Regions from separate parts of the Homo sapiens genome. Here region 2 is linked to region 1. A link is a contact called in ENCODE Hi-C data. All regions are on one chromosome and are shown on one strand. The core of a region is the stretch at or near the end of the contact, and the rest is flanking DNA. Distances in the headings are between cores, read along the strand shown.

Evidence for each region. Hi-C counts contacts between places; a loop is a spot of excess contacts on that map. Pooled maps may share reads with other maps.
Region 2: a loop to region 1 is called in a map of naive thymus-derived CD4-positive, alpha-beta T cell, with 7 times the contacts of the local background. The contact joins the promoter of DSC1 here to the enhancer-like site in region 1. A Hi-C loop is called at or near these places in 2 of 168 maps with a recorded cell type or tissue (IMR-90 and naive thymus-derived CD4-positive, alpha-beta T cell) and 1 of 50 pooled maps.

The regions. Positions count from the first base shown.
Region 1 is chr18:31,273,387-31,279,511 of GRCh38, forward strand. It overlaps LOC124904346 (a long non-coding RNA gene), which reads right to left. Exons shown (of 2, transcript XR_007066446.1): 2 at 4,913-6,125. Among named protein-coding and RNA genes, the nearest start is that of DSG1, 42 kb to the right of the region's middle. Within about 2 kb of position 2,530, at least 12 of the 41 ENCODE cell types and tissues checked have a DNase peak (open chromatin) inside an H3K27ac peak, as active enhancers do.
Region 2 is chr18:31,159,322-31,165,446 of GRCh38, forward strand. DSC1 (desmocollin 1) reads right to left here and starts at 3,535. Exons shown (of 16, transcript NM_024421.2): 1 at 3,211-3,535; 2 at 124-208. The coding sequence starts at 3,273. DSCAS (DSC1/DSC2 antisense RNA) reads left to right here. Exons shown (of 4, transcript NR_110785.1): 4 at 3,214-3,468.

The sequences.
Region 1 (6,125 bases), core at 1,280-3,779:
GATTCATGAAGATGTCTGCAATAACAAAACATAATAAAGGGATACAAAACTCCCCAAACCTAAAATATATTGACTTGATAAGATAGTTTAAAGCATTCAGATAAGACAGGGTAGAATATGACAATACTTTTATAATTGCAGAACCATAGTAAATAAAAAGATAATAAAATGGCATTTAATGTTATGTTTTTTGTCCAGTAAATGGTAAACTTTATTTATTTGATGGTTCTTGGAAAGTTGAAGAAAAATCTCTTTGAATTATAAAATTATAGAGATTATACCTGAATAAAATTGAAAACTCTGCTATGTTAAGTTGTGGAATGTTAAGGCAAATTAGTATTACATTTGCACCATATATTCCAAGAAATTCAAAATTGCTCTAAATTATAAACACAGTATTTCTTTCAAATAAGTGGGTATTGTTTGGTGGCTATCTCAATATTTTTCATGCAAGAAAAATGAAGCCGAGATTATTTAAATGACGTGTCACTTGTTTGATACAACAGGAGAGGCTCTTTAACTCAACTTAACAATGATTTCCAATGGGTTCAGCAGCATCTAATCAGAAACTTTCAAAGCAACCTTTTCTTTATCTGCCAGACTTTGAATATGGAACACAGTGTGTTTTTTTTCACCAGGTATTATATTATAGCACTATAAAGTCATTCTGGATGTCTAACTATGACACTTCTTTGTACAAAGTTCACAGATATAAAATTTTGAAAAAATTTTGAGCCAGTAAAATTTCTTCCAGAAGGCAAAATTCCATGAGGTTTTGTTTTTAATATCTGCATACACACAGTTTTCATCATCAAAGCAAGTTAATAGTATTGCAAGAAAAATAACTCTCAGGATTATACTATAATCACATAGACTTTTCAGCATTGACCCCTGCTGTTATTAGGTGGAATACTACTTTAAGTATGGCTGCAAACACTTGTACCTAATTGCACTTGTGAAGTAAATAACAATGCTTGGATTGTGCCCTTTCCTGCTCCAAAGCTGTTTGCAGTTGTACCAACAAGTTGATAGGTACGATTTGACCTCTGGCTCACAAGTTTGAAAACAAATGGCCCGTGCACATTTCAGACAATTATTTCTTTAGAACAATTTATGTTGGTCCCAGCTTTTACGTAAGTATTCTATAAAAGAAAGGTGTTACGTAGTATAATGTTTCTACAGAAATCTTTAACTCTTTAAAAGTTGGAAAGAAAAGTTATGTCTTCAAATAAGTTATTTTTAATTTTTCAAAGAAAATGCTTCGTGATTATTTATTTGACTTTGCACAGTCTAAATTGAAAACTGAAACAAGTCTTTTTACTTAGAAAAAAAGAATTATCAATTCTTTGAATAGATCTAATAATACTGAATAGACCTAATGTTTTAGAACTATATCTATCTGTGCTTTCACAGAGCCAAGTTTGTGAGATAGACACAACACTAATTAATATTTCTCTTATTCTTTTAAAATGGGAAAAGTAATAAAGATATTAGCCAATTATGTTTCTTATTGCTCTCCTTATGTTCTCAGACATTTAGCTGTCCCTAATTTAGCCTTCTCTCCTGCCTGCTTGCTTACAAACTCCCAAGTTCATATTTTAAGCAATTTCAATCAGGACAGATTAATAAATCCCAGCCTATTCATGGGAATTAACTAATTCAGAATGAATCTTTCCTAATTGTTTTGTGTTCACATGGGTGTTTGCTTTGGCCCCTCTCCAAGCCTCCAGCCAAGGGAGAACATTGTCTCACCACACCCAACTAAAAACAGAGTCAAGGAATGATTCCTTTGGTGAAAGCGTCACTGAATAAGCAGTTTTAGCTTGGTGCGTGTGTGTGTGTTTTTTAAAAGGAGATCTGTTTGTAGATTGTCAACAAAGCAGTTTCCACATAGAAGAATACCAATTCCTATTGTTGCTTTTTTTCCTAGCAATAACATTCTGAAATTTGCAATCTTTAGCACCAAGTTTTTAAAATCCTAAATGACATGTTGTTTTTTCCTGTATGAAAGTTTTCTTAAAAAGCAAATTGTAATTATTTTCTCAATCGTTTTCTTTTTGTTTTTCACCTCTACCCTTCCAAAATAACATAATTTCTGATAGTGTCATCTTTTAAATTTTAAAAGCGCATTCCTGAGTTAGCTCTTTCTTTTCAGAAGGCAAACATTGGTGCTCCAGTATAAAAACTAAAAGGTGCTGACACTATTATGGCACAGAACTTTTTACATAGTTTCTTGCCCTTCTGCATATGAAAGTCCAGAATTAGTTATTACATGGTTGGATCTGGGGACTGTGTCTGAGCCCACCAGAGAAGCCTGGTCCAAGCTTCCCATATCAGGGATCTCTTAATTTTTGAAGAATAATGCAGATTGGGTGCTTATAAAAAAAAAAAAAAAAAGAGAAATATGCCCATGAGCTGAATTGATATTCTAGAGAAAAATGGAGAGGCTTTCATAGAGAAATGAGGAAGTGCTAGTGAGGTTTTAGAGCCTCTGGTTCCTCTCCAAATCTACATCCAGGAAGTATCACCACCACTTTCCAAGGTGATGAATCAGACAATCCACTCCTCTCAGGAGCGGTTTCTGCAGTGGTGGCTGGCAAAGCACTTAGCTTGAGGGTTCATAAACACTTTTTGAAAATGGTAGTGATGACAGGCTCGGTGGTCTTTTGCCATAAGGCTTATGGGAGAAGGATTTTAGTCGTAGGGTTTTAAATAAATGCCACTGATAAGAGCTCAATGAGATAAAAAATATGTGTAGATGTAAGAACACAAACAGAAATTTGAAAACATCTTTGTCTTCCACAAGGTCATAAGAATCATAAGAATTTACTTTTGACCCAGAAAGTGAATGACTGACTTCCTTTCATGGTATGTTAATGCTGACCTAAGATAAAATATATAAACATCAAATAAGTATGTCATGTGTATGCTTTCAGAGTGTGGAGGAGGTGTCTGATCCTGCAACATAAATGTTCTGGTGGTATTTACCAAGTAACCTCTCATTTGGAAAAATAAAAACTTATCTGTCTCTTATTTTCTAAAAATTCTCCCCATTTTATAATGTTCTCCAGTTAAGAAAACTAGGTCTCTTTAACTCCTTTAGGGGACACCAAAAGCCAAATCAAACTAGGTAAGTTTCTGCTTTATTTTTCACAGCACAAATTTAAATATTGCCAAGTCTCATAAACCACGCCCTGTTTGTGAATGAATCTCAGGGAACATTTCAAAAACAACAGAGCAGACCTTTTGATTTTCCTTATCCACATTCTTTATTCTTCTCTTATTTCATATCCCTTTTTTGTACTTTCTTGATTAAAAAGAGAAACATAAACATTCTGTTCTAACACCTCCAATCCAATCTATATAAATGATGCTACCTGACTGCACTTCGCAATACTTAGTAAACTGTGCTCCCACGTTGCTCTGTATTTGTTTTTTATGTTTTTATATTTATTTTTTATATTGCTGTATTTATTTTTTATATTGCTTTTCACTATTCGGGAAACAATCCACAAGCATTTACTAAGCACATTCCACCTATTTAGTCTCTAGTATTAATTTCCTCCTTCTTGGAAAACTTAAGTTACACTGTGAAGGGCTCTGTGAAAGATGAGAAGGTTCTAACCCCTTTCTCCTGGAAGCTAACGTGTGCATGCGTGCACGTGTGTATAAAAGAGCAGGGTGAGTACATGAGGGATATATGTATAAACAATCAACTGCACTTCAAGTCAGAATGAGGAAAGTGATCACAGTATTTTAGATGTGTCTCTTCTGATTGTAAGACACATACCCACAAGGTCTGTGAAGCAGGCAGCTTGAGAGGAAGAAGATGGGCAGAGAATGAGGAGGAGGAGGCATTCTCTCCTGAGGCAGGGGAGTGATGGGCAAGTGCCCTGCGTGAGGGAGCTGAGCTGCCTGCGTAGGTGATTTAGTGCATGCCTATTTGCCTTAATCTCTAGGACATCGAATGTGTCCATGAGATGGCCTCTGATATGGCTTGGATGTTTGCCCTTGCCGAATCTCATGTTCAGTTGTAATCCTCAATGTTGAAGGTGGGGCCTGGTGGGAGGTAACTGGATCACGGGGCTGGTTTCTCATGGTTTAACACCATCCCCTTTTGGTGCTGCCATCGAGATAGTGAGTTCTCATGAGATCTAATTGTTTAAAAGCGTGTGGCACCTCCTCCCTCTCTCTCTTGCTTGTACTCCTTCCATGTGATGGGTGTGCTCCCCCTTTGCCTTCTGTCATGGTTGTAAGTTTCCTGAGGCCTCCCCAGAAGCTGAGCAGATGCCAGCATTATGCTTGCTGTACAGCCTGTGGAACCATGAGCCAATTAAACCTCTTTATTTTCATATATAAATTACCCAGTCTCAGGTATTTCTTTATAGCGATGCAAGAAGGAGCTAATACAACCTTGATGACCACACAGGATGCTCAAGTTAATACATTGTAATATACACATCGTCCTGAATGAGTGGGTTTTCTTTCATCTCTGTCAGAATGTAGCGTCTCATTCAAACACTATTTTCTTTGTAGTCAAAAGTGTCCCATTGAGTTTAGACCTTAGGGAGATAATGTTTTGAACCTGGTTTGAGCCTTAAATTTCATGTGCTTTTAGGTCTTCAGTTTTTTAAACAAAAAACCTTAAAGCTAAAAATACTCAACAATAAATTCAGAAAACGTAAGATGATTTCCTAGGATTCTTTTTTGGGAGGCTGAGGGGGACGTGAAAGAGAGTTCCTTGAACTTCCTTTGTGGACTTACAACATCACTTTCTCCTGATTCTCTGATCACTTTTTTTCTTAAAGGATTAAAAGTCATTTGTTATTTCACCAATGTGTTCATTTACTCAGCATTTATGATAGCATATTGCAGTCCAAGCATTGTGAGAACTCAAGGAGCTCAAAGAGTATTTTTGGTTTGTCATTTTTTCCTTTTATTTTGGTTTTTAGGCTGAAACTAAAAAAATAAAATGAGATAAATGCTCTGCCAGGAGAAGCCCAGAGCACCCAGGGAGCCTGGAGGAAGAATCTTTTCTTCCTATCCAGAGAAGTCAGGAAGAACTCCAGAGCTTAGTCCAAGCTGAGCCTTTGAAGATTAAGAAGTGGCCAAGCACAGGGCACAGAATGTGAAAGTATATAAAGGCAAGAGGGAATATGAAAAGTGGTGGGAAACTGAGGAGGATAGAAAGGGCCAACCAAAAAACAGCAAAAAAATGCAGTGGGAGTGGCTGCTGATGCCACTCAACTGGGGGAAAGATGGCAAGTTAGAGGAAAGCAGGCTGAGTTTGTGCTGCCTGGGGCCACCCCTGTTTACTCTTGTTTTACTCCCTGGACTCCCTATTTGAATACTGTCAGAGATGACTGCAATTCCACAGAAGGCATTCAAGGCCCTGCTATCCTATCTCCAGTGACAACTTTCCAGCCTGACCTTCACACTACTGATCTCCCTGCTCTCAAGCACACCCTGCAAGCTCAAACTCTGAGCCTTTGCTTATCTAGGCTCGGCTGAGCTTTATGCTACTTGGTGAAGTCTGACTCATTCTGCAGGGTCCATTTAAATGTACCTTCTGTGTAAAGCACTCTGGGACTCCTTATAAGCCCTAAATCAAAATGAATAACTGTCTCCTGTATGCTGCCATGATACTGTACTTTAATCTTCTTCCATTAAATGAGCACTTATAACATTGGACTCAGAATAGCTAGTAAGTAGCTGTAGATACTATGTGCTATGTATAAGTTATTTCTTTAACTATGCTAGCTCATTTAATATTCATAACTGATCTATGAGGATCATACTATTACCTTATTTTACAAATATGCAAACTGGGGCAGAGAAAATTGAAGTAACCTACCCAAGACCACACAGCTAACAAATAAGAAAGCCAGGATTCAACCCAGCCAGCCTGCCTTTAGGGTCCATACTCCTATGGTGAACTCTCCTATAATGAACTCCGGAAAACTAAGACTGGGTTTCACTCACCCTTGTATGCCCACTAGCTCTAGGGCTGGAAACACTCCATGACCATCTGTTACATTATTATTTATGTTAAGACTTTTAAAACTCGGATGATAACTTTTAATAACTTCCTGTGATAATATCTTCTGGTCTCACTGCTGTATGAT
Region 2 (6,125 bases), core at 2,285-4,784, 110 kb before region 1:
GGATTACAGGCGTGAGCCACCGCGCCCGGCCTACTATGTGGTTTTTATCCCAAACTTTACAAGAGCAGCCTGCAGCTAAATGTGACAAGTTACAGCTATGAAACTGTTAATAGTGTTTCTCACCTTTGCCTACAAGTGTTTCAGCCTGAAGATGAGAAGGAACTCGAAGATAAACTTTCTGACAAGCATCGCAAAGTAATGTTAAAACCTCAAAAAAAAAAAAAGAAAAAATATCAGGAATTAAATTTGATCACAAATTTTCACATTGTAGCTTTTTCTTATTGATAAAAATATTGTCAATTTTGGAAACAAATTAATCATTTAATTCTTTACATTTTTAATACTCACTTTAAAAGGAACCAGCAAAGAGAATAGCTTTAGGAATAGCACTGTCATTTATTTGTCAATGAAAAAAATTAAGTGAATAGTAGTTCTTAGAACCTAAATCATATTGTGTCAATGCAAGAAAATATTTCACAAACCATTGACTTTATATAGAAGTTATACGTCTCTAAGACCATTCATAAATGCCATTCTGATTTTTAGCATGAAGAAAATACTTACCTTTGAAATGCATAATTACATATATGCCCTAATTCTCTAATCATCATTTTACTATTTGAAGTTATAGTTGATGAAGTCTAGAAAATAGTTAAGGGCTTTTTTAACCTCACAGAAAAATAATGCCCCCAAAAAATCATTGTTCTCAAATCAATTTTGTGACTGACTTGGCCAAAACGCCAAAATCTAAATGATCTCAAATCACATGACTAATCTAAAAAGAAATATATGTCAAAATATGGAGAGTATCCTTCAGATGGGTGAAGATTTTTAATTAAATTCAAGGCCCAGCTATTGTTTTTAAAACCTAGGTAGTTCAAAGACATAGACACTATCTGAAAAAAACAAAAGAAAAGCTATCATTTCAAAAATGTCTATAGGTTCAAAATATATTTTACTTCTTTTTCTTGGCATTTTCTGTTTGTTCCTCTTTATCAAAATAACTGCTTTTTTATTATTTAAATATAAGATAGAGTAGAGCTAGGTTTTCCAGAAACATGTAGGTCAATTTTATGATCAGCTTTCAGCTTTTCTCTGAATTCTAGAGTTACGGGACCCATTACTTGCGAGGAGGAAAGAGAATGGATTAACATCCATATTAAGGATGTGCACTTCTTTTCCAGCTCATCTCAAGTCTACCAGATATACTGTAGCAGTCTAATTAAATAGTTTGTAATTTTACAAAAATCTATGTTAGGCAGAAATCTGGAATTAAAAGGCCACATTTTTATTTAGTCCTAATTTAAAAACCACTTTTTAAAACGTGAGACATTCGTATTTATTTAACTTTTTAAATATGTTCATCCCTAATGCCAAGGAACATAATAAATTATACTTAAAGAACTTTCTAAGCATAGACCATACTGTTAATAGTTGTCTAAGTATACAATGTGGAAACAGCATATTGTAATTAGGCTATGCATAAACACATACATATACATATGTACACATACATATGCATATACCTGTACATATACCTATACCTATATATGTATGTGTATGTGTGTATATATATACACACAGTCATATATTGCTTACATTCTAAGAAATGCAACGTTAGGTGATTTCATCCTTGTGCAGACATCATAGAGTATACTTACATACACTTAGAGGATATAGTCTACTACACACCTGGGTTATACCTACATGGTATACACCATGATTTATATATGTATGCCCCATGGTATGCACCATGGTACAGCCTAGGTGTATAGTATATAGTATAGCTTATTGTAAGCTACAAACCTGTACAGCATGTTCCTCTACTGAATACTGTAGGCAATTGTAAGTATTTGTGTAACTAAACATTTTTAGATATAGAAAAAGTACATTAAAATACAATATAAAAGATAAAAAATGGTTCACCTATACAGACGAGCTCCATTATAATCTATGGGACCACTCATATATGTAGTCCATCATTGACTGAGGCATTGTTTTGCAGAGCATGACTGTATATGTGCGTGTGTGTATATATATATAAATGTACATATATATATATAAATATATGAGACATTCTTATAGTTATATCCACACTTCCACTCCCACCCCCATCTTCTTTCCTTCTTGTCCTAGGATTCCATGTTGATGGTCCTCCCTCTGCAGGCAGAGCCACTGAAGGTTTCCATTCATTAAATACTATTCCCGTCTTCAGGTTAAATCACTGACTAAGTGGCTTAGTGACACCCTTTTAGTCAGTTTCAGAGTCAGAAATAAATAAACAGGAGATGAATTGTCCAAGAGATATTAGACAGTACAGGGATCAGAAGCAAAAGAAATGTGGGTAGAATCCTTTGAAACATTTTTACCACATTTTACCAAACTTGTACTAACTTAAGATGGTATCTGAGTTATCGTCTCCCTAAGCAGTTACAGGATGAGAAGGTGACCATCAACCCTGCATTGTATATTATTTACATGGAGAAAATGTTTGTCCTCATACCTGCCATTTCTAAAAATATATTTTGAAACTCAAGTATTTTGCTAAAATGAAAAAATAGGAAACTCACACCTCAGAAATGATGGACGGATGTGTGAAATAACCCCCCTCTCTTCCCTCACCTCCAAAGAAAAAATAGCACCTTACACAGTTACAAAGCTATTAAAAACCCAAGTGGAAGCCAAGTTGAGGATATTTTCAATGACAGTCACATTTTTGTTATTTTTCTTAAACTATTCTTTGCTTAAACTGCTTCGTGGGTAAAATTCAAAAAGTCCTGGATAATTTGCATGTTCACCCAGAATCCTTTCTCTTTTTTTGCAGCTTAGTAGAACTCAGCATGTTAAATAACATGAGTTTATGTAATCACTGGTAGCAGAAGTAAACCTCAGAAACTTCTGGGCCAAATGCCTAAAGAATGAATTCACTTCTCTACTCTTAGAAAATCACCACAGCAGGATGGAAGAGGGATTCCCTTGAAAACTTTTAACACTCTGGCAGTGGGTGCTTGAGAAGTAAGCTGAACACTTTCCATCCTGAATCCCAAGCCTCTCAACTCTTCCCTGAATCTTCCTCAGATCTGCTTTTGTTTTCCCCAATCTCTCTTCTCTGCCTCCCATCCTCACTCCTAGTCTCTTTCAAGCCCAAACTGCAGAGAGGAAGCAGGTAGTAACATGCTTGAATTCCCTAATCCTTTGGTTGTTACTCACCAGGAGAGAGAAAAGGAGCTGCTTACAGAAGATGCTCCCTGGGGCAGCAGAGGCCAGAGCCATCAGAAGCAGTCCCAATGGCCAGGGACGGTGGCCAGATAACAGGGCAGCCTGGGATGCACAGAGCGGCTAAGAAGACGCTGGCACTTGCACAGGGTATTCTGCTGCCACCTTGATGCAGCTGAGCTTGGTTTGGAAGACAGTCCGGAGGCAAGTGATAAACAGTAGGAGGAGCAACGGGAGAATTTCTTTCCCCCTATTCCCTGGCCAGTCTCCTTCCTTCCAGTTCAATTACGTCTAAATGCAAAGAGGCTTTCCTACAAGTGAGGAGGGTGGGGTACAAAACACCCCAAAACCCAGTCAGTAGCTCCTCCTCACAGCAGCTTTCAAAATTTCTCTTGCCACTTAACACATAGGCAGAAGGAGGAGGGAACACCCTTCATCCTCAGCCCTCCTCCCTTTCCCCCAGGTTGATGCTGTGAAGTCCTCCCCAGTTATTACCCACTCCCACAGCCTCCCCTCCTTCTTGGCCTTATTAACCTGTCTTGCCCTCGGGTACAAACATAAATTGTGCACAAACGCCATGCAAGGAAGTGATGCCTCCTCAACTGCCATTGGCAAATCAGAGGACCTAAGCGTGTGTAATCACACTCATCAGAAGTTATCTCCCATCTAAGCATTTAAGTGTCATCGGTCCTGTAGAACACTGTAGTTCTGCTAGAGAACTGGCATTCCAGTTTAAAGCAGCAACTTCATAAAGGCATGGTATCTACTTCCTGTTATTGACTATTCACTGTGGTTGGTTCTCTAGATGTCACAGGAAACTTATCAGAATGTAAAGACTTCATAAAAGAAAGAGAATAAAGAAATAGCTAGCATATAATCTTTCTTGTGGCTTTCCTTTTGTTGTACAAGATGCCACTGCTTTTTACCTTTATATTTTTTCAAGGACAACTACAATCTTTGAGAGCAAGTCTCTCTAAAATCACTCTATTCACCCTAATTACTTGTACATTACACATAGGATATCCTAGCTTAATAGTACAATCAGGCCATCAAGTGTAGATTTTTTTAAACCCTAATGATTCCTCTAACAAGAGCTTTAGCATCATTATTCCTGTCCCAAATTAGTGAGCTCAGTGATACCAATTGCACTCAATGGCAGTGATGGAAGTTAGGACAGAAGGATAAATATTTTCAAATGTTAAGGTAGAGCCCAACACCCATGCTGCTGAGAAGGGAGGAAAGAAAGGTTTTCTTCAGCTTATTTGACAATGGGAACAATTTCTCCTTGTATGTAGAGACAGAAATAAATGTAACTGCTTCATTAGAATTAGAAGCTAGGAAGATTTGGAAAATGAATGACCCAGGAGAAAAAAAACTAAAAGATATCTTGTAGTATTTTATTGCTAGTGGTATACCCACTAATAAACATATTTTGTGACTGCATTGGAATTTGATTTCTCAATCAGAAAATACAGTCATTTTAATGGAATATTTTTATATCTGGCGTTTTGGGAGAAAAGAATGGGAATATAGAAATAGAAAAATTACTTAGATGTATATGTGTACAGCCAAGTGTAATTCTGTGCATGTTTAAGCATCATCTAAGTATATATTTAGATAGATAGATAGACAGATAAATAGATAGTCATACAGCTTAAATAATTCAAAGACAAATTCTCCAACCCTAGAAAATAGAAACACATTTTTTTCAGCTAATGAAGTTATCATTACCTTTTTCTATAACATGATATTCTCCACTGAACTAGGAAGATATAGAAGAGCAAAATTAAATTGGTGTTACTGAAAAAATGGCATATATTGGTTGGATGAAGAGATTCCAGGCACTGCTCAATTCAAATGAATCCAGAATACTCTCCACAGTTCTGGGAAGTTGATGTTCTGATCCTACTTCTTTTGGCCTACTTTCTGCGTGCTCTCTTTTCCCATTATCTATCTTTCTCAAAGGTAATAGAAAAACTTGTGTAAAAGCTAACCCCAAATTATTGGTTTGCAAATCTGTTACATTACTATTTCTCCCATATTTTGTATTTGCACACAAAGGTTTCCTAAAAATAAAATATAGGCACTTTATAGGAAAAAATAATTTATTATTACAAATTATTGACTCTTCCTTAAACGTGAATCTACCTTAAAATTAAATGAAAACAAGACATATTTCTTCCAATTTTCTGGCATTAGATCATTCAGTAAGAGCTCTGTCTTAGTCTGTTTTCTGCTGCTGTAAAGAAATACCATAGCCTGGGTAATTTATTAAAAAACAAAACAAAACAAAAACAGAAATTTGTTTGGTTCATGGTTCAGGAGCCTGGAAAGTCCAAGAGCATGGCATGGGCATCTGATGAGGGTCATCCCATGATGGAAGGCAGAAGACAGAAGCCAGTGCACAAGACAGACAGGGAAGTGGCCTAACTTATCCAGTTATCAGAAGTCCACTCTGATGATAACTAACCCACTCCCGAGGGTGGGGACTTCATGGCATAATCAACTTTTAAAGGTCCCACCTCCTAACACCATTACAACGGCAACAAAATTTCAACATGACTTTTGGCAGGGACATTCAAACCACTGCAAGCTCTATTTTATTTTTATTTCTATCTGTATGTTTGTTTGTTTTAACCTATGTCTAAATTAATAAGCTTAAGCAAAAGATTGTTAGTGGTTAACAACTTGGACTTAGAAGCTAGACTGCCTGGGTGCAAATCCTCTCTTTACTACTTATTCGCAGTATAACCCCTAGGCAAGTTAGTTAACTCTTCTGTGCCTCGGTCTCTTTATAACATGGGGACAATAATAGTGGCTAATTCATAGGTTGTTATGAAGATTAAATGTGATATTATAAAGAAAATACTTCCAACAGTGTCTGGCTCAGAGCAAGCACTAATATTTTA